Linked DNA regions of Mus musculus: all the other regions are linked to region 3. The links are chromatin loops, found by intact Hi-C in ENCODE. Cell type or tissue: left cerebral cortex. All regions are shown on one strand. Each heading gives the region's core, and the rest is flanking DNA. Links, peaks and the distances in the headings are about the cores only.

Region 1 (6,811 bases), core at 1,202-6,201, 340 kb after region 3:
TAAGACTACGCACCCCCACATTACACTCTCCTTTTGTTCTATTGCTTCCTTTCAGTCTCCCGGCACCTCCACCATCTGTCTTCTTCCCGGAAGTCATTTTCCTTTGCAATGATTTCAGGATGATGCTAGGTTGTACTGCATGGAATTAGCGCCTGTCACACCTGTCTTTAAGCCCCAAATAACTTTCTATTCCTTATTTCAACCTTGATCTATGATGGACTTCATTTACACCATCCGTTATTTGGCAATATGAGAATCCAAGTTCCTAAAAGATGTAGGCAGCTAAAGTTCTGAGAGTGTCTGTCCTCTTAGATTCCCTGAGTTGTTCCATGTTTCCTTCAAGAGTCTTTGAATTCTATTCATGATTTAAAATTTAGTGTAAAACTCCTTTAAATTTTTTTTTACTATTTATCTTTACTTTTATTCTCTTAAATTTATTTTATGTGTCTGGAGGTTCTGCCTGCATGTTTAACTGTTTACCACAAGCCTGCCTAGTGCTGGAGGACAGAAAGTGTCAAATTCCCCAGGACTGGATGGAGACACAATTGTGTGCTCCCATGTGGGTGCTGAGAATTGAACCCAGGTCCTCTGGGAACACAGCCAGTGACTCTAATGATGGAGCCATCTCTCCAATCCCCTAGTGTAAAACCTTTAATAGTTGTTTCTGGTCTGGTGTTAAATTTCTAGGTCTTAACAGCTAGACTGTTAAGAGTTGGTCCTTACTGGACCACTTCTTCACCAATTCCAACATAACATATTTCTGGACATTTCTCTTTCTTCATTTCAAGTCCTAGTAAATCCATACTTCAAAGCTCATTTTAAGAAAAATCTATTCTGGGCTGGAGAGATGGCTCAGTGGTTAAGAGCACTGGCTGCTCTTCCAGAGGACCTGGGTTCAATTCCCAGCAACCAATGGCAGCTCACAACGGTCTTCAACTCCAGTTCCAGGGGATCTGAGACCCTCACACAGACATACACGCAAGCAAAACATCAATGCACATAAAAGTAAAAATAATAGAAAAAGAAAATCAATTTTAGTAAACTATCCTACATTTTAGTTGTCTGAGTTTTAAGTGAGAACAAGCATTCCTTGACTCAAAAGGCATGTCAGTCACAGCAGGTTAGTCAGAAACTGTTCTGTCTCCTTCCTCAATTCCTGCAGTGCAGCTGTTGCAGTGCAGGGGATCCTGTTGGCGCATTAGTAACCCGAGCAAGTGATCAGTTTTGCCCTACTACCTTTTTCAACACTCACCCACTCCTTGAGAAAAGAGACCTCACCAAATATACTGCTAGCAAACACTAAGGGGCTAAGATGCTGCTTAATGACTCTATTACAGAGGATGGCGAAAGCTTTATACTTTTTCTACCTGACCTTCCTTTTTATGAATGAGAAAACAGGTTCAGAGAAACTAAGTCACTTGCTCAAAGAAACTTAAATTGAGGAGCAAGGTTTGACTCAGACTTATCTGTCTTCCAAACCCCTTGTTTTTCCCCTACAAAAGGGAGGGGGTAAGGGGGGTCGGTTAATCTCTCACATGTAAGGTTAAATATCACAAAAACAATACTCTCATGCCAGCTGGTTCGCTCTGTAAGAACAAAAATGAGAAATTGTCTTTGTGAATCGAATCCAGGATTCATAAACATTTTATCGAAGTCTTGTTCTCAGCAAGGAGAGTCTTTTAAGTGTCAATTATTCGAAATCTAGACAGCTTTGAGAACCTGCTGGTTCATTTGCCATTCATACTAAAGTGTATGTCTTCTCAAATGTCAATTACTACTGGTCTCATTGGACCAAACACAAAGTCGAAAAAAACAAAACAGGCAAGAAATAAACACAGCAAAAACCAAGGGTTCCCCTAACACCCAAGGTTTAGTGCTTCCGACGCCGTTCCGGTGCTTAATGCCTTTCAAGTCCTACCTAATAATTCTCAGCTCCCAAGCAAAAGATGCTCGTACAATCTCTAGGCATGACAACTCACCCGTTTTCCCCGAACCTGGTAGTCCCTGCTAGCCTTGCTTCGCCAAAGCAGATTAGAAATACAAGCCCAGATTGTACGGGGAAAGCTGTTAAGTAGGCAATTTGGAGATGTGTCTCCACTTGCACCAGCAGCCGACGCAGACCTGGCCAGGATGGCCCTTACCCACTCAAAAAATCCTACGACAGCAATCATTTTCCGGCAAGTTGGAGAGCCGAAACCACAACGTGGAAAACTCTGTAAGGACTCCCCAAGATAACGAGCTAGGACTTTAATTTACTCTCGGAAAGGGAGCGGTCAAGGCTTGAAGCGCGGCAAGCCAGTACTTTCGAAACTGTCACTGCACTACAAAAACTAGTGTCTCCCGCCCAAAGTGTGGCACGCGAAAAAGCCAGAGCTCCAGTCCTCAGAAACACACGCCGGGAAGCCTCTGGCCGGTCAGGCTGGGGAACGGGGAGAAGAGGGCCGGAACCCTCATCTGCTCCTGGCAGCCCCAGAGCGGGAAAGGGCCGCCTCGGACCCATAGTCCAGCGACGGAAACCCAGGCCTCCCCGGCGCCCGGAGCCCCAGTCTAACCCGGGCCTCCGTCCCCATTATCCCGCCACCACCCCCGCCCGCGCAGGCGCAGTGGGAGCCGGGCCTACCCGCGCCCCCGAGGCACCGCCGCCATGGCGGAGCGGAGGAGGCCGGCGGCGGCTTAGCGCCCAGCGAGCGCCGCGCTCGCGTCCCCGCGGCCTCCTAGCCACAGCCGCGGCCCTGTCAGCCCCCCGGCCGGCCCCTCCGCCGCCCTCCTCACCCGTTCTTCAGATCCACCTCCAGGATCTTCCCGTAGCCCTTAAAGAAGCGCTCCACATCGCGCTCCCGGGCCTGGTAGCTCAGGCGGCCGATGTACACCCGCGGCATTCCGGCGGCGGCAGCTGGCCCCGGCCCCCCTCAGGCGGCGGCCGGCGAAGGGAAAACGCGGCGGCGGCGGTAACGGGCGGGCGGCGGGACGGACGCAGCCGAAGCCCGGCGACGTACGCGAGCACGCAGCTCGAGAACGCGCGCCCCCGTCTCCCTACCCCCCCCCCCCCGGCGGAGGGGAACGGGAGGGAGCGCGCGCCCGCTTCCCGCCTGGTCAGGGGCGGGGGCGGGGCTTTACTGGAGGCGCGCCGGCGCGGGGCGGGACCTGGCCGAGTGAGCGACAGCTGCAGCACGTCCTCTCGCGAGCTCGCCGTGGCAGCGGCACTTCCCCCGGAAGTGCCTGCGCGGGTGCGCGCCGAGCGGGTGTTCCCGCCTTTGTCCTTTGCTCTGGTAGACTTTCTGTTTTGGGGTGGTTTTCGGTAAACGTCCCTGTGGGAAGTTAGTGGATCCATGACCTTGGGCCCATTTTCCTTTCTCTCGGATCTTTGAGTCTCTTTTATCTTCCTTGTACTTTCAGGGTTGTCTCTACAGTGTCGATACTAGGTATGTAAAAGTGTTCCAATAATTGGTTCGGTATTATTTTGCGGTGTTGTGGATCGAACTCAGGGCCATACGGATGTTAACAAGTGCCCTATCTCTGAGTTACATCTCAGATTTAATTTTTATTTTTTAAAGCACTGACTGCCAGAGGTCCTGAGTTCAATTGCCAGCAACCACATGGTGGCTCACAACCATCTGTAATGGGAATCGGATGCCCTCTTCTAGGGTGTCTGTCTAAAAACAGCTACACTGTACTCATACACATAAAATAAATCCTTAAACAAAAAAGTTCTGACTGTCCTAGAAATAGCCCTGTAGACCAGGCTGGCCTGAAACTTTGCCTGTCTGCCTATTGGCTGGGATTAAAAGCATGTGCCAAACTATGTCCGTTCAGTTTAGTGCCTTGTAGTTAGATTAAGCACGACAGAAAATTACTATTTTCTTTTTTTGTTTATTCATTTTGAGAAAGGGTTTTTCTGTATATCCCCGGCTGTCCCGGAACTCCCTCTGTGGACCAGGCTGGCTTCAAACCTGCCTGCTTCCCAAGTGCTAGAGTTAAAGGTGTACCCCATCTCTGCCAGCTCAGAAAAAATTTCTAACCTGCAAGATTATAATCTATAGATGTCCAGTGTATTGCCAAAATAACCAAATGTAATGAACTGTGCTGGGGCATGTGGGTGCTCAGTAATGAAAGGTTCCTTTTCAGCTTTGCCCAGGAATCACTGAGGGGTTTAGTCTCTTTACTGCATTTCCACTTTAACTGATGTGCTGGGTAAAGTTTTCTCTTCTGCATCTTCTGCTTTCCTTTCTAGAGGCAGTTTCTTAAGTATTCCTTTAGAAGTTAATTTACCATACAGCACTTGGCTTTTCTTTTTTAAGACAAGAACTTTCTATGTCTAATGGCCTTTGACTAACCTGTAAAAGCCTTTCTAAGAACTGTGATTGTCAATTGCAGGTGTGCATCACACCTGATTTTTTTTTTTTTTTTTTTTTTTTTTTTTGAGACAGGGTTTCTCTGTATAGCCCTGACTGTCCTGGAACTCACTCTGTAGACCAGGCTGGCCTCGAACTCAGAAATCCACCTGCCTCTGCCTCCCGAGTGCTGGGATTAAAGGCGTGCACCACCACGCCCGGCTTACACCTGATTTTTGTCTCACTATATTTTAGTCATTTCAGAAGCATATGAAAAGCACTTAAGACCATTTTGTCTTATAACACACTTTTTTATACACAGTAACTTACCTAGTCACTATTCTAGTGAAGAATTGAGACAGGGTCCAACCTTTGGTTTTTAGAATTGCCACAATCAGTGACCATGTATATTCAAATAGTATCTATCCTGGAAATGGGAATGTCATTAAGGACATACTTCTGGCAGAACACTTGTCTAACCTAGCCTTGATCCTCAGCATCGCCTAGACATACAACTTGGGAAGTAGGAGTACTAGGTTAAAGGGTATAGGCATTTGACTTAGGGACAGTCTCACTTCTTATCCTCAGCTGGCCTTGGATTTACAGCAGCTCTCTTGCCTCAGCTTCCTGAGTGCTGAGGGTTGCAGGCATGGATCACAGGGCCTGCTTCAGCATGTGTAACATGGTAGCTGTTGGGTCTCAAATACTCAACGTATTATCAATGTTTTGATTTAGCCAGGTGATGGTGGCCCATGCCTTTAATCCCAGCACTAAGGAGGCAGAGGCAGGCAGATTTCTGAGTTCTAGGTCAGCCTGATCTACAGAGCAAGTTCCAGTACAGCTAAGGCTACACAGAGAAACCCCGTCTTGAAAAAAAGTTTGTCAATCCAGCGAAGAGGTATCCTCCAGGCCATTTGGTTTGCAGTTACCTTGAGGGAACCAGCCTCTCTTCATGTCCTTCATGCTCTCTTGTAGCTTCAGGGCACCTGTACACACAGGGCATACACACCTTGACACGTTTTCATTTGTGTTTTATTCTTTGCCCATTTTACTTGATTTATAGTTCACTATAGATTAGGGAAATCAGCAGCTTGCCAAATGAATTGTAGATACTTCACCAGCATGTTGACTTTTGGCATTACCATGTTTCTTGGGTGTGAACGCACTGGCAGACAGTTCTAAGGAAGTGCTTCTGTCTTTCACGGTGTGATCCAGGGATTTAACTCAGGTCCTCAGACTTTTATGACACACTTGTGTTTTGCCTAAATAGAGACCCCTAATTTTATGTTATAATCAAAGGCTTTCTCACTTTGAGGTCTTGTGTTTCTTTTGGAAGTAGGGTCACACATAGTCCAGGTTGACCTGGGAACTTGCTATGTAGCTGAGGTGGACTCTCCCAAATGCTGGAAGTACAGGTCTGAGCCAACATACTTGGCTTGAGGTTTTAAGTTTGTTTTAAATTTAGTTTTGTGTATATGGATGTGAGTACAGGTGCCTGTGGAGGCCAGGTGTCAGGTCTTCCTGAAGCTGGAGTTACAGTGGTTATGAGCCACTTGATTTGATTTGGGTGCTGGGAACAATTCTGGTCTTCTGCAAGAGCAGTGTATGTATGCTCTTAAGTGCTGAGCCAGCTCTCCGTCTCTCTCTACTGGTTACAAGGTTAGCTTTGTACAGCAGCAGCTTATCATTTGGGAAGTGCTAGAGCACCTGTTTACCATGTTCAAGCCCTGAGTTTGATCCTCAGAACTGTTTGCAGTTGTTGCAGCAGGTGCTGTGCACCGTGCAGGGCATGGGACCTGCCAGGAAGCACTGTGGTTATTGCTAATTCTTTCAAGACAAAAGGACAGTAATGACTACAACACACAAGTTTGTGCAAGCACCTTTCCCCTGGGCCTGTCTTCCCATGAGGACACAGGTCCTCATCAATATTGTGGCAGAGGCCATGGAGTTGTGTGGTGGAAGCTCCCAGTAGGGGACATGAAGGTAGAGTCAATGTCGGCAGCAGGTGTGCTTCAACTTTGTTTTTAGAAGGTTATGGCTATTTGTTTTTTATCTTGGGAGCCTAGGGCTCCATTTACAAAGGGTGTGTTTTACTCAGTGGGCCTCAAGGACAACCACCAAGTTCCACAGCTATGTCCTGCTTTTATAGCGTGGACAGGGCACAGGAAGTCAGTTCTTTTTATCTATTTTCCCTCTAGCTTGTTCTGAAGTGTTGGTACCTATTAACTGGTCTTCAGAATTTAGCTGTGTGGTGGGGGGTTTACTTCTCCGAAGTTCAAAAGCCTGGGGATTTCTCCTTTATTCATCTTTAGATTCTGTCCTTGCAGTTGTCCCTCAGTGCTGCCAGAGCTTTCCAAAGCCTGTTCCTCTGCTCAATTGTCTGTTGTCCCCTCAAGTCTCTTGACTGAGAGTCCTGACCTGCTACACCACCCTTTACTGCAGCGTGGCTCAGTTCCAGGTAAATCACTATGTGTCATCAC
Region 2 (6,811 bases), core at 1,200-6,199, 54 kb before region 3:
AGCTTCGACAATATACAGTTGAAAGTTGGTTAGACTTTATTTTCACCTTTACCGTAAGATGGGTGGACCGACAATGCCACTGTGCTTCCGAACGCGCTCGAGCAAAAAGGGCTTCTGTCGTGAGTGGCACACGCAGGGCAACTCGATTGCTGTGCGTGCGGAATCGACATCAAGAGATTTCGGAAGCATAATTTTTTGGTAATTGGGCAGCTGGTGATCGTTGGTCCCGGCGCCCTTGAATTTGTTAAATTACAGGAGGAAGCTTTTTTAGTTCATTTTACAAATACTTTCTTGTTAGGTAGATAATACCTTCTAAGGTTATTATCTGGATCTTCTAAGTCTTTTTATCGCTAGCAAGTCTAAGTTTCTGGACTTTGGAATTAGAAGTTAATGTCGTAGGCGGGCATGGTGGTCCACGCCTTTAATCCCAGAGTTTGGGAGGCAGACGCAGGTGGTTTTCTGAGTTCGAGGCCATCCTGCTCTTCAATGTTAGTTCCAGGACAGCCAGGGTTATACAAAGAAACCCTGTCTCGAGAAACAAAACAAACAAAAAAAGAGTAGCTGAGTGCTCTGAGTTGTCTCTCCAGCCCCTTAGCTATTTATTTTCATTTAAATTATTTTTGTTTTATTCGCTTGTGTGCCTGAGTTTGAATTTCCCGGGATTAACAGTTGAAGACTAGGGCTGGTGAGATGGCTCAGCGGTTAAGATTGCCGACTGCTCTTCCAAAGGTCCTGAGTTCAAATTCCAGCAACCACATGGTGGCTCACAACCATCTGTAACGAAATCTGATTCTCTCTTCTGGAGTGTCTGAAGACAGCTACAGTGTACTTACATATAATAAATAAATAAATATTTTAAAAAAAAACAGTTGAAGACTGGTAATGAGCCACCCTGTAGGTACCTGGGATAAAATTTGGGACTCTTAAAGAACAGCCAGTGCTCTTAACCAATGAGCCATCTCTCTAGCCCTGCAACTGACTGCTAAGAGGAGTGGGTATGGCTCTGCTTCACAGGTTAGAAAATTGAGGGTTACATTGTATTATGCAGGCAAAAGGAATATCCCACTTCCAAATGCCTCCCTGGAAGAGTAAGGGAATCATAAAACTTGACTGAAATTTCCTCCTTCAATATAAATTTCTTTTCTTTTCTTTTCTTTTCTTTTCTTTTCTTTTTTTAAGATTTGTTTATTTTATGTAAGTACACTGTCACTGTCTTCTGATACACCAGAAGAGGGCATCAGAGCCCATTCAGATGGTTGTGAGCCACCATGTGTTTGCTGGGAATTGAACTCAGTCATGACTTCTTGAAAAGCCATCAGTGCTCTTAACTGCTGAGACATATTCTCGCCAGCCTTTTTGATCTACATCTCATATGGAGTATTTAAAAAAACTTTATGTCTGGAGTTACATATTTTGGTGTGTATACCTCACATATGTCCATATCCCTTAAAATTTTTTTTTTTTTGTTTATTTTTGAGACAGGGTTTCATCGTGGCTGGCCCTTTTTTTTCTTTGTAGACCAAGCCTGGCCTTAAATTCAGAGATCTGCCTCATGAGTGCTTAGATTTATTTTTGCTTGTGTGTGTGTGTGTGTGTGTGTGTGTGTGTGTGTGTGTGAAGTTATTCTCAGAACCCAAATGGTGGAAGGAGAGGGTGAACCCTGTCACTTGTCTTCTGACCTACATATGCCATCCATGGTGTACCCCTCCAATAAATTAATATAATTAAAAGTCTTTGAAATAACTACTCATATCTACAGATACACAGTTCAGAAGTACTGGACTGCCATTTTGCCCAGCTTATGTTAGCTTTAGAAAAGGATGTGGGGGCTGGAGAGATGGATCCACAGTTATGAGCACTTATTCAGTTCCCAGGACCCAGCACTCCCACCTCCTCTGGTTTCCTTGGTGCATAATACAAATGAAGTATGTATACATGAGTGTAGACAAACACACATAAAGATAAATAAATCATTGTTTAATACTGTCTGGGTGTGGTGGCACTTTTTTTGTTTTGCTTTGTTTTTGTTTTTTTCAGGCAGGGTTTTTCTTTGTGTACCTGTATTAGTCAGGGTTCTCTAGAGTCACAGAACTTATAGATAGTCTCTATATAATAAAGGAATTTATTGATGACTTACAGTCTGCAGCCTGATTCCCAACAATGGTTCAGTAGTAGCTGTGAATGGAAGTCCAAGGACCTAGCAGGTACTCAATCCCACACAGCAAGCAGGCGAAGGAGCAAGAGCAAGACTCCCATCTTCCAATGTCCTTATATTGTCTCCAGCAGAAAGTGTAGCCCAGATTAAAGGTGTGTTCCACCACACCTTTAATCCCAGATGAACTCGGAGATTTAATCTTCTGGAATCCATAGCCACTTTGCCTCAAGATCTCCATACCAAGATCCAGATCAGAAACTTCTATCTCCAAGCCTCCAGATAAGGGTCACTGGTGAGCCTTCCAATTCTGGATTGTAGTTCATTCCAAATATAGTCAAGTTGACAACCAGGAATAGCCACTACAGTACCTGTGTAGTCTTGGCTGTCCCGGAACTCACTCTGTAGACCAGGCTAGCCTTGGACTCAGAAATCTGCCTCCCAAGTGCTGGGATTAAAGGCCACCACTGTAATGGTAGATATCTTTATCCTAGCACTCAGGAGGCAGAGGTAGATCTCTGTGAGTACCAGCTAGTGTTGTATAGTGAGACTCTGTTTCAGGGAAGGCATGAGTGAAAGAACAAAGGAAAACAGAAGAAAAGAAAATGGGGAGTTTTTTTGTTTTTGTTTTCTGTTGGGGAGGTCACAGGCTCAAGGAGCTTACACTCCAAAGGCTCGCCCTGTAAATCAGACTGGACTAGAACATAGAGATCTGCTAGGATTAAGGATTTATGCCAACACACTCAGCTCCAGCTGGCATCCCCACCACCACTTTTCTTTTTGTCTTTTGAGACAGGATTTCTCTGGGTAGCCCTGGCTGTCCTGGAGCTCACAGAGATCCTCCTGCTTCTGCCTCCCAGTGTGGTCCTGACCTGCATCTCCTTTCTCTACACCGGGATGCTGAGGCTGAAACAGAGACTCATAAGCACAGTGCCAGCAGGATTCAATTCTTATCCTTCCTCCTAAGCCCGAAGTCAGCTTTTTCCTTTGATGTTGACATGGCAGATGGGGCAGAGGTGGCTGAGGCAGTGACTAACCTGTCTACATCTACATTAGTCTCAGGGTTCTTTTTTTTTTTTTTCTGTTGCTGTTGTTTTTTGTCTTTGGGGTTTTTTTTCCCCCCATCAATTGGCAGAGCTTCCTCTCTTTCTGATTCTGCCTTCTTTTCTGATTCACATCCCATCTGCTACTAGATTCTGGTTTCTCAAAGTGTGGATGATACAGAAGGGAGGGACAAGCTGTGAGGGGTGGGGAGGGAGGGACAGAGAGTGCAGTAGTTCTTAAGCAACAGATTATTTTGAGAGTTCTGTGTACCAGGGAGTCCTCCGAGACTAATATAACCTGTCTGTCCGAGCCCTCACAGAGAAAGTATGTATTGTGGAGGGAGAACAAGGGAGAGCAAGTCCAGGCAGAAGGAAGCCCTGTTGGATATGGGTGTATCAATCAGAGTTCTCTAGTGTCACAGAACTTATGGGTCGGCTCTAAGGGAATTTGTTATGGTGACTTACAGTCTAGTCCAACTCCCAAACAATGGTCAGCTGTGAATGGAAGTCCAAGGTTGACAAGGCAAGTAGAAGAGTGAATCCCCCTGCCAACGTCCTTATGTAGGTCTCCCAGAAGGTGTGGCCCGGATCAAAGGTGTGTGTCATCACACCTGGATCTAGGACTTGCTTTGTCCCAGATGACCTTGAACTCAGAGATCTCCTTGCCTTAGTCTCCTGGGATTCACAGCCACTCTGCCTCAAGATCTCCATGCCAAGATCCAGGTCAGAAACTTGTCTCTCCCAGCCTCAAAATCTGGATCACAGGTGAGCCTTCCAATTCTGGATGGTAGTTCATTCCAGATATAGTTGACAACCAGGAGTAGCCACTACAATGGGTAAGAACATTAAAAGATGTGGAAGCCGGGTGTGGTGGCGCACACCTTTAATCCCAGTGGGATTGGGAGGCAGAGGCAGGCGGATTTCTGAGTTCAGGACCAGCCTGGTCTACAAAGTGAGTTCCAGGACAACCAGGGGTGTGGGAAGCCGTTGCAGAGTGGCAGTTACAGAGTGGCAGTTACAGAGTGGCAGTTACAGAGTGGCAGTTGGCTACAGCTGGCCACCACACATACATAGCCAGTAAAGGTTCTTTTGCCAAGGTGAGGTTTTGAGAATTGACAAAAGTTAACCAATCAGATGAGAGACAAGTTAACCAATCAGATGAGAGACAAGTTAACCAATCAGATGAGAGACAAGTTAACCAATCAGATGAGAGAGAACGCCTGTCCTAGGCCTATAAAAGCAGCACCAGTTCTGGGCTCGAGGTCTTTTCGCCTCTACAATCAAGCTCTCCCAATAAACGTGTGCAGAAGGATCCTGTTGCAGCGTCGTTCTTCCTGGCCAGTCGAGCGCGCACAAGACAGGGGAACACAGAGAAACCCTATCTTGAAAAGCCAAAAAAAAAAAAAAAAAAAAAAAGAAGAAGAAGGAGGAGGAAGAGGAGGAGGAGGAGGAGGAAGAGGAGGAAGAGGGCAGGTAGACTGAAAAAGGAGTTCAAGTTTTCAAGTTTGGTTCTAAGGACCTGTGGGGCATTAGAAGACTGAATACTTAAAGCAGCAGGGCAGAGAGCAGGCCGACGACCAGGAGGCTCTGACTGCTAGAGCCTCAGGAGGAGACCAAGCCTAACTACAGAGAAGAGGGATGGGCTTCTCGTTTTGTTTAGTTTTTTGCTCCTTGAGACAACAACTCACAAGCTGGATTAGAACTCACTATGTAGGGCTAGGGAAATGGCTCAGTGGTTAGGAGCACTGGTTGTTCTTTCAGAAGGTTTCATTCCTGGCATCCATAGGGCAGCTCACAACTGTCTGCAATCCAAGCCCCAAGAGATCTAACACCCTCACCTAGACTACTATGTAGACAAAACACCAATGCACTAAAACTAAAAAACAAAAACAAACAAAAAAAACCCTCTCGGGGGCTGATGAGATGGCTTAGCAGTTAAGAGCACTGACTGCTCTTCTGGAGGTCCTGAGTTCAAATCCCAGCAACCACATGGTGGCTCACAACCACCCGTAATGAGATCTGAAGACAGCTACAGTATACTTACATATAATAAATAAATAAAATCTTAAAAAACAAACACACCCTCTCTATGTAGCTCAGGCTAGTCTCAAACTCATAACCCTGCTTGCTTCGCCCTACCCAGTGTTGGGAGTATAGAGGCATTTCAGATGTATTTGTAGGGACTGGAGAAGATCGTATGTCAAAACAAAAATCAGAGAGATACACTTAAAACATTCAAGTCTCAATCTTTCCTCCAAAGCTACTGCCTGAGGTCCCCTGGAGAGCCCGTCCTGGTATATGCATACACCATTATGTGCACACAGCCTCTCCCCAGTAGACGCCCCTTCAGAACAGTTGTCTCCTCCATTGGTCAACTTCCCTTTTCACTCAAACAAACAGAATCCTCCCCTGATCGAAATCGGCTAACCCCCGGAATGATGAAGGGTGAGACAAATCCAGACCTGGCAGCGAGCATCTCTATAACATTGTATTATATGTTTGGTTTGGGTTCCTAGAGAAAGAAGCTAGCACTTCACAGGTACTAGAAAATTCACCGTGTCTCAGGCTGACCTCGAACTTGTGATCTGTATGCCTCTCCCCAGTAGCAGAGGATGTAGGAACTGGGCTACCTGGCTGGGTCCAAGCAACTTTCTTTTTCTTTCCTTTGCTTTTTTTCTTTTCTTTCTTTTCTTTTCTTTTTTTTTTTTTCCGAGACAGGGTTTCTCTGTGTTGCCTTGGCTGTACTGGGACTTGCTGGCCTTGAACTCAGAGAGATCTGCCTGCCTCTGCCTCTCCAGGGCTTAACCATCACCTGACTGTGAAGTAAATTCCTAGTATGCACCAGACACTGGGTTTGATCCCAGTACCCTCAAACCAAATCAAAGCCCAAATATACTAACACCTCTTTAATTCCTAAGAAACAGCTTTTAGTGAGCTAAAAAAATAAAAAGTGTAATTCAGAATTGTGTATGTATAATAAATCATGAAGGTAAAGAAGGAGGAAAATTAATAGAAAAATATTGGCTGGGAATATGTCAGTTATAAGTAGAAATACATTCTGTGTTTTCCAACCCTTTGTGAGCATTTGGTAACAGGAGGAGTGATTAAGTGGGGGTGGGGTCTCTCATAGCACTTACCTCGGAAAGCCAGCAGTCATCTTATTACCTTGGTTTATTATTTGTTCCCTTCATTCAAGCAACATAATAAAGAAACACAATCACAGTTGTCGCTCCTCCTCGGTGCTTTCCCTACAAGCTCCATTCACTGCCATCCAGCTCCATTTAGTCCCCAGCCTCAGAGAGGACTCCACCCAGCAGGAACAGCTCTCCTGCTGAACCCAGTGGCTGACCTAGGCTTTCCCCTTCAGAGCTGTCGCAGTCTCCAGACATACTAGAAAAGGGCATTGGATGCCCATTACAGATGGTTGTGAGGCACCATGTGGTTGCTGGGAATTGAACTCAGGACCTCTGAAGAGCAGTCAGTGCTCTTAACCAATGAACCAACTCATCCAGCCCCTAAGATCTTATTTCTTATTTATAACTGTATGTGTGTTTGTTCGCGTGAATGCAGTATCACCGGAGGCCAGAACAGGAGTTGGATCCCCTAGAGATAAGAG
Region 3 (6,811 bases), core at 680-5,679:
TGTGGCTACAGGTCAGTTTATACTAGATTTGCTGCCATTATTTTTGGCCTAGATTTAGTGTCATGATCTTCTAATCCCTAATCTTTTCCCACAGTGCACTGGGACTTACTATACTTTTAACCTTTTATTGGCAGACCAAAATTTGTAGCAAAAGAACGAGGTCCTTACAGTTTTTCTTGCTTACTTCTCCAGTCTCATGTGGTGCCACCCTCCCTCTTGGCATGAGCCAGCTATGGCAACCTCTTATCAGTCCCTACTGGTGCCTGCCTCTTCCTCATTTACGGTCTTTGCATATCGTGTTCTTGCTAGCTTCCTTCCTTGTCTGGTTAATAACTCATGGTCCTTCAAGTCTGCCTGGGCTACAGCTCACTCCTCAGTGAACACTTCCATGCTCTTCTGAAGAGGTCACCTGCCTCTACTTCCTCATTGCACTTTGCACAGTGATAATTGAGTCACTTTGAATAACTCTTTGCATGCTCTCAATGTCCTTAACGAGTCTATAAACTCCAAGGGAAAGTGAACTGTAAGCCTTTCTCCCTAGCACATTGCTTAGCGCTCTGTAGGTGCTGTTAAGAGGCTCCAGTGGCAGACCCTGGACTAGAACCTCAACTCAGTTCCCATATAATAGTCTCTAAGCCCTAAAATACTATCATCCACTCCAGCCTTCCCTTCCTGCTTCCCAGGGATTACACATATCAGTTTGGTATGTTCTGTTTATTTAGGAGTCTGTGAAACCAATTTGGTAAACGAACCCAGGGTTAGCATTACCCTTCCCCACAAGGATATTTTAGCGTTTAACTGGGAACTCCTGCAGAAAAGGTGATCGCACAGGAGCTAATCAAGGCTCCCTGTAGCTGAAGAAACTGTCAGAAGCACTCCTCCCTCCCCCATCTCTTAAGAAGATCACACGAAAGGAACCCACAGCATACCCACCATTTTCTAATGTTTTCAACTTATTCCTTTCTTCCTTCCTTCCTTCCTTCCTTTCTTTCTTTTTTTTTGGGGGGGGGGGTTCAAGATAGGGTTTCTCTGTATAGCCCTGGCTGTCCTGGCACTCACTTTTAGACCAGGCTGGCCTTGAACTCAGAAATTCACCTGCCTCTGCCTCCCGAGTGCTGGGATTAAAGGCGAGCGCCACCACGCCTGGCTCCTTTCTTTCTTTCTTCTTTTTTTTAACCTTTATTTTTGTGAGAAACTTGTTAGGCAGGTGGTATTATCCTCTGTCTTAAGGGAGGGAATCTGAGACAGGTGTAATAATTTTCCTAGTGTTGTACCTGGACTCGGGAGACCAGTGTTTAGACTCTCTCTCGTTCTCAGGAGATGATGTCTAGTCTAATTCTCTTTTTACAAAATCAAGCTGTCTCTAAATGCAAGCAATTGCTGATACAGTTTATATACAAAGCTGAGCCATGAGGTTGACTGGCTAATTATCTTTCATAAAAAAACCATTACTAGGCTTCTCTCATTCAATTAATGGGCTCTCCACCCTGAGATGTGACATTTTACTAAGAGTTCTTTAACTTTGGTGTCTGATCTTATTCACTTAAGCCATAAATGTGAGTATAAGCAGACAAGAAATGCTTTGCACTTACTTTGAGCGGTTTACAAAGTAAAATCCAAGAGTCTTGGCTTTTTCCTCCTGAATCTGTCAAATCCAAACCTTCTCTATCTAGCAAGCAGATGGCATTAGGTTAACAATAGTGCATTGCTCAGGTGTCTACCATTTGCAATAGCAAAACCTACTACTAAATATCCTTGTCCAGAGTGATTTTTTTTTTGTTTGTTTGTTTGTTTTTTGAGACAGGGTTTCTCTGTGTAGCCCTGGCTGTCCTGGCACTCACTTTGTAGACCGGGCTGGCCTCGAACTCAGAAATCTGCCTGCCTCTGCCTCCCGAGTGCTGGGACTAAAGGCATGCACCACTACGCCCAGCTCGTGATTTTTTTTTTTTTAAATTAAAAATGCCTTTGGTGGTGCATGCCTTTGATAACAGCATTTAGGAGGCAGAGGCAGGCAGAATTCTGAGTTCAAGGCTAGCCTGGTCTACCTAGTGAGTTTGAGGACAGCTAGAGGCACCCTGTCTCAAAACACAAACAAAAAACCCTACAAACAAAAAAAAACCTGCCTTTGCTCATCCTTTGGCTCTCCAGTGAATCTTAGCTCATGAATACAGGATTTCTTTTCTAGCTGTTGAAGAATGATATTATGTTGTTCTTTGTGTCAAAAGCACAGATCTATTTAATAACTTGATAACTTTGGCAGCATGCTTAATCTCCCTTTTCCCAGCTGTAACATTGTTTGATAGGCACTTTGAACTTGTTGAAAGTCTTTAAATTTAATGTGTCAGAAAGCACTTAATGACAAAGCCCTGCACACAGCACATACTGGAATAGCGTTCATTTTCCAGTCCTTAGATCACGAATATTTCCTCTTAGGGTCCAACAGACTTCAAGAAAGTGTGTGTGACACTGTGCATACGGGTGAGGTGTCTTTTTCTTGGGAATAAAGTCCAGAGTTTACTAGATTATTTTGGGGTCACTGACTTCTCTGAAAAAAAGAGAGTGTATATTTTTCTCCCTCAAAAGTCAAAGGGGTAAATGTCTTGTGTGCAGGGCAGTGAGGGCCGGCTTTTTAATATTTAGTGGAAGTACTGCTCCTGGGTGTTTTTTTCAAGTCCCTGAGGAAGGAAGGTGACAATAGTCTTAAGGAAGGGCGCGGGTGTCTTCTGGGCCGACCTCCATGAAGTTTTCCCTGTGAGCTCTTAGGACCTCTCTTCTGGTTCCTTTTCAAATTGGGGGAGAGTTATCAAATGCAGTTATGAGTTAGGGCTCAAGTCCTACACAGAGTAGAAGCCTCTGCCCCATTAAGAAAGGGGCTTCTGCGTGTTTTCTTAAGACAAAACAATTATTCTCTAGGTGTTTGCCAAAAAACTCCAGTGGTGACCCCCGGTGCCACCCAGGGCTCCTAGGCCCAAAGCGGCGGCGGTGGGGGCGGGGAGACCGCGCGCGCACCGCTTCCGCTCCTCCAGCCCAGCAGAGGGCGCCACGGGCGCGGCTCTCCCTTCCCGAGATGCTTCGCGCCGGGCCCTTCCGCGTGGGTCAGCGACTGTGAGAGTCAGCGCTCGCGCCGCGCGCGCCGCCCGCCTCTGCCGCTCGGCCTCCCCCATTCGGGCTGCGAGGGGGCGGGCGCGCGCTCCGGAGCATAGAGACGGGCGTTGAGCTCGGCGGCCTAGAGCGTCGCCGGATCGGAGCCGGAGCCCGAGTCGCGCGCTGTGTCTCTGCTGCGTCCGCCGAGGCGAGGCTCCGAGTGTCAGGGACAAAAGCCGCCGCCGCACCCTCTGCTCCCGTCGTCGGGGCTCATCCGCCGCCGCCGCTGTCCCGACGAGGAGTCCGCCGCCGTCGTTCCCCGTGAGGATCCGAGAGCCATGTCGGCCAGCAGCCTCTTGGAGCAGGTACAGGCCCAGCCCGCATGTCTCGGCCATTGTGTGAGGCGAGACGGGGCCCGACTAGGCCCGGGCCCGCCGCTCCTGGCCGGGCCGCGGCGGGCGCCTCTCGCGGCTCGGGATTCGGGCCTCAGACCGGCCGCGCCCTGAGTCTCCCGCCCGGCCCGCTCTTCCCGCTCCTCCCCGGGCCGGGCCGGCCGCGCCGCGCTCCCTCCCAGTAGCGGCCCGGGCTTCCCTTCCTCGTTTCCTCTCTTTCCCTCGTGTGGCTGCCGGGTGGCCGGGCTGCCGGGGCTGCCCCGCCGGCCTAGCGCTCGTCCCCGCCTCCCCCTCACCACGCGTCCCCCCCAGGCCGGTTCCTTTCTTCCCTGCTCGGGCCCCGCGTTCATTTGTCTTTCCTTTTCCGTTTTCTTCTCGGACGACTTGCTGCTCGGCGACGTCCCCTCCTCTCGCAGAGACCAAAAGGTCAAGGAAACAAAGGTAAGACCCCGCTCCTCCGGGTGGCCGCCGGCCGGGATGGGGAGGGGGGTCCGCCGGGCCGTGGGGGCGGTGGCTCGAGGACGCGCCCCGGGGAAAGGACCTTTCCGAAGCCGCTCGGGTCGCAGGTGCCGCGCGCGGGGCGGTCGCCCCTTTTGGTGTGGCCCTGCAGCTGGCGGGCAGCTTTTTTCGTTAACAACGAGTAATTCATGAGCGGCCGGGGGTGGAATGCATTTTGAGAAGCACCAGGTCCTTAGTTTTCTCGTAGGTCTTAGGAGCCCTTTGTGTTTCCTCCTCGTGGAGCACTTTCTGGAAGTCACTCACATGTGAAGGAAGCGGGGAGAGAAAGCCGGAGGGAATTGAAATTCGAAGGAGCCAATACACTGACCTTTTAAAAAGATCAGCTCGCTCTGGGGTGGAGACTCTTTTTCACTGTCCGGCTCTTGCTTCAGCCCTGGCGCTCATCGTTATTCCCCGGAGTTTCAAACCAAGTGACTCTTGGAACTAGCATGGTTTCTTCCTGGTGTGAATGTAAACTGATGGATGGGTTTGGAAGGGAGCTCTTCGGACCAGGGCATTGCTAATTTAACTTTTCCCCTCTAGTACAAAATGGTTCTGTGCATCAAAAGGATGGACTAAATGATGATGATTTCGAACCTTACTTGAGCCCACAGGCAAGGCCGGTGAGTAGTAAATTGTTCTATATTATCTGAGGGGACAGTGTACTGTTAGACTTTCTCTGCCCTGTCTCACTTTTGTGTTTGGGTGTGTTTGGGTGTGTGTGTGTGTGTGTGTGTGGCTGACTCCTAATACAACTTACTAATTTGTTATATAAAACATTAAAGATATAAGCTGTGTGGTCAACAAAGCATGTGCTCTGAGACTGCATTACTGATAACGCGAGTTGTATAAGAGCTGTTATGCTGGCATGAGTAATTGCCCCTTGTTTGCCAGGAAAGGATTAGTGCACAGCTTAAGAATATTGGCCAGAGTTTAGCCTGAGCTCTAAAGAAAACAAAACCTTGTCTTTTAGGGAAATTGGGATGATAATGTAGTGAGGAAATTCTAGTGAATGATCACCTGAACCTCACCTATACAAAACTTACTTCTCTTTTGTCTCCAGTGAGGCTCTTTGTGTATTAAAACTATTTCAAAGTGAGACAGTGGGGCGCTAGATGGTGATTTTTGGTTGTTTAGTATCTGTAGAGAACAACTTTGTGCATAGCTCTTTTGGCTAATGTGTTTGTTAAAGGAGGCTAAAACACTGTTGAACACAGTTGACATTCAGACCAAGAATGATTGCGGTTGCAGGTAGGGCCAGGTAGAGGGCTTATGCATCAGTGTGTCCTTCTAGTGTAGTTCCCATTGCCACCAAGAAAAGTTTGAGATACATTTATTTGATGGGAGGACTAGTTGCATATATATGTAGATACTCCTAATATGAACTGTATGTATGAATTGTTTGATTCACCAGCTTTATTGTCTCCTCTTAGGACAGCCACACAATTTTGGTTAATGTAAATTCACAGATAAATGTATCCAAAAGAGTTGAAGGTTTTGATTTTAGGATGCTGTAGCATAGATTAAGAAGTTTGTGGAACATTGATATAAAAATTTGAACCTGTTCTGTAGGAAAAACATATGGCTGGTTTTCAGTAACTTGACATATATGTATGTATTCAGTAACTTGACATATATGTATGTATTCAGATTTGGACCCGATTGTTCCCTAAGGTTTTTGAGATAGCTTATCTAAAAATCTTCATATTGAGAGTACAAAAAGTTTCCACACTGGCTAACCAGCCAATCAAAGAAGCAGAGGAATGAAATATTAATAATTGCTGTTAATGATGTCGTTTGCTTTCCTAATCATTGTAACTGAGTGGGAGCATTTAGGACCCATTCTAGGTAGTTCTTGCACAGTATTGTGTAATTGAGAGTGTGGAGCTCTGGCATGTGTGAACTTGCCATCTCAGGTATAGCCATTCACCTGTGTCTTGGCATAACCTGTGCTGGTGAGAGCGTTTTGTCTTCTTAGAGAAGCTGAAGCTTAGTGACTTTTAAAAACTGAGGTATGGCTATAGACCTTGAAGGACTATGGCTGATTTTGTTTTGTTTTGTTTCTTGTATATAATCTAGAGTAATTCACAGAGCTGGGTGTTGTGCCTCATGCCTTTAACTCAAGGACTAGGGAGACAGAGGCAAGTGGATCTTTTGAGTTTGAAGCCAGTCTGGTCTTAAAAGAGTTCTGGGCTAACCTTTACATGATGACTTTAGTCCCAGCATTTGGGAGGTAGAGTAAGATGAGTCTCTGTGAGCTTGAGGCCAGCCTGCTCTACAAAGTTGAGTTCCAGGGCAGCCAGGTCTGTTACACAGAGGTTTAAACATGCCTTTTTCTTTTTTTAAAAAAGAATTCTAGGCTAGCCATGACTACAGAATATGCTGTGTCTAACACAGGGCCTCATACTAAATCTTTTCTTTTTTCTTTTTTCTCTTTTTGGTGGGTGGGGTGGGAGAGTCTCCCTATGTAGTCTCGACTAGCCTCATACTTACTGAGATCTGTTTGCTTCTGTCTCCTTAATCCTAGGATTAAAGGCATAAGGCACCATACTTGGCTTTATCACGGTCTTATCAGTTGAAAAATTTATTGTGTAGATGTATTTAGAGGCTAAAGAATACAGTTTATACTGTTTCCTGGCCTTGGTAATACAAGTTTAAGTACTAAGGTACTTAGTTTTCTAAGTCTCTTCAGGATAAATCTACCTATTGGTAGCTATGGATCGGCAAATAATGAGTTGCTGGAACTATTACAGCTAAGGCAGAGTATTTTGAGTTGGGTTATGTACTTATGGGAATCAGTGTTATATACCTCTTGTTTTAAACTTGATCATTCTCTA

What was found. A loop is a pair of places that touch in the nucleus more often than their neighbours do. Peaks named below come from ENCODE experiments on the same cell type or tissue, not always from the same donor. Only the 100,000 strongest peaks of a DNase experiment are listed, where the experiment ranks them.
Region 1: a loop joins it to region 3, with 3 times the contacts of the local background. A loop is called at or near these places in 1 of 42 quality-filtered maps.
Region 2: it touches region 3 in a loop (5-fold over the local background); 22 of 42 quality-filtered maps call a loop at or near these places.

What each region holds. Positions count from the first base shown.
Region 1 is chr4:131,869,832-131,876,642 of GRCm38, reverse strand. Srsf4 (serine and arginine-rich splicing factor 4) reads right to left here and starts at 3,004. Exons shown (of 6, transcript NM_020587.2): 1 at 2,773-3,004. The coding sequence starts at 2,879. In left cerebral cortex, for the core only: no CTCF peak of the experiment used is centred there; DNase peaks (open chromatin) are centred at 2,085, 2,586 and 3,157; H3K4me3 peaks cover 2,909 bases; H3K27ac peaks cover 1,629 bases.
Region 2 is chr4:132,263,506-132,270,316 of GRCm38, reverse strand. Gm28874 (a long non-coding RNA gene) reads right to left here. Exons shown (of 2, transcript XR_390809.4): 2 at 3,209-4,022. It overlaps Rnu11 (U11 small nuclear RNA), which reads left to right and starts at 131; the gene lies at 131-238. In left cerebral cortex, for the core only: a CTCF peak has its summit at 1,224 (motif pointing right); DNase peaks (open chromatin) are centred at 1,272 and 3,273; H3K27ac peaks cover 1,237 bases.
Region 3 is chr4:132,208,538-132,215,348 of GRCm38, reverse strand. It overlaps Ythdf2 (YTH N6-methyladenosine RNA binding protein 2), which reads left to right and starts at 3,093. Exons shown (of 5, transcript NM_145393.4): 1 at 3,093-3,449; 2 at 3,893-3,917; 3 at 4,518-4,597. The coding sequence starts at 3,423. In left cerebral cortex, for the core only: a CTCF peak has its summit at 3,036 (motif pointing right); DNase peaks (open chromatin) are centred at 3,121, 3,698 and 4,179; H3K4me3 peaks cover 2,136 bases; H3K27ac peaks cover 1,634 bases.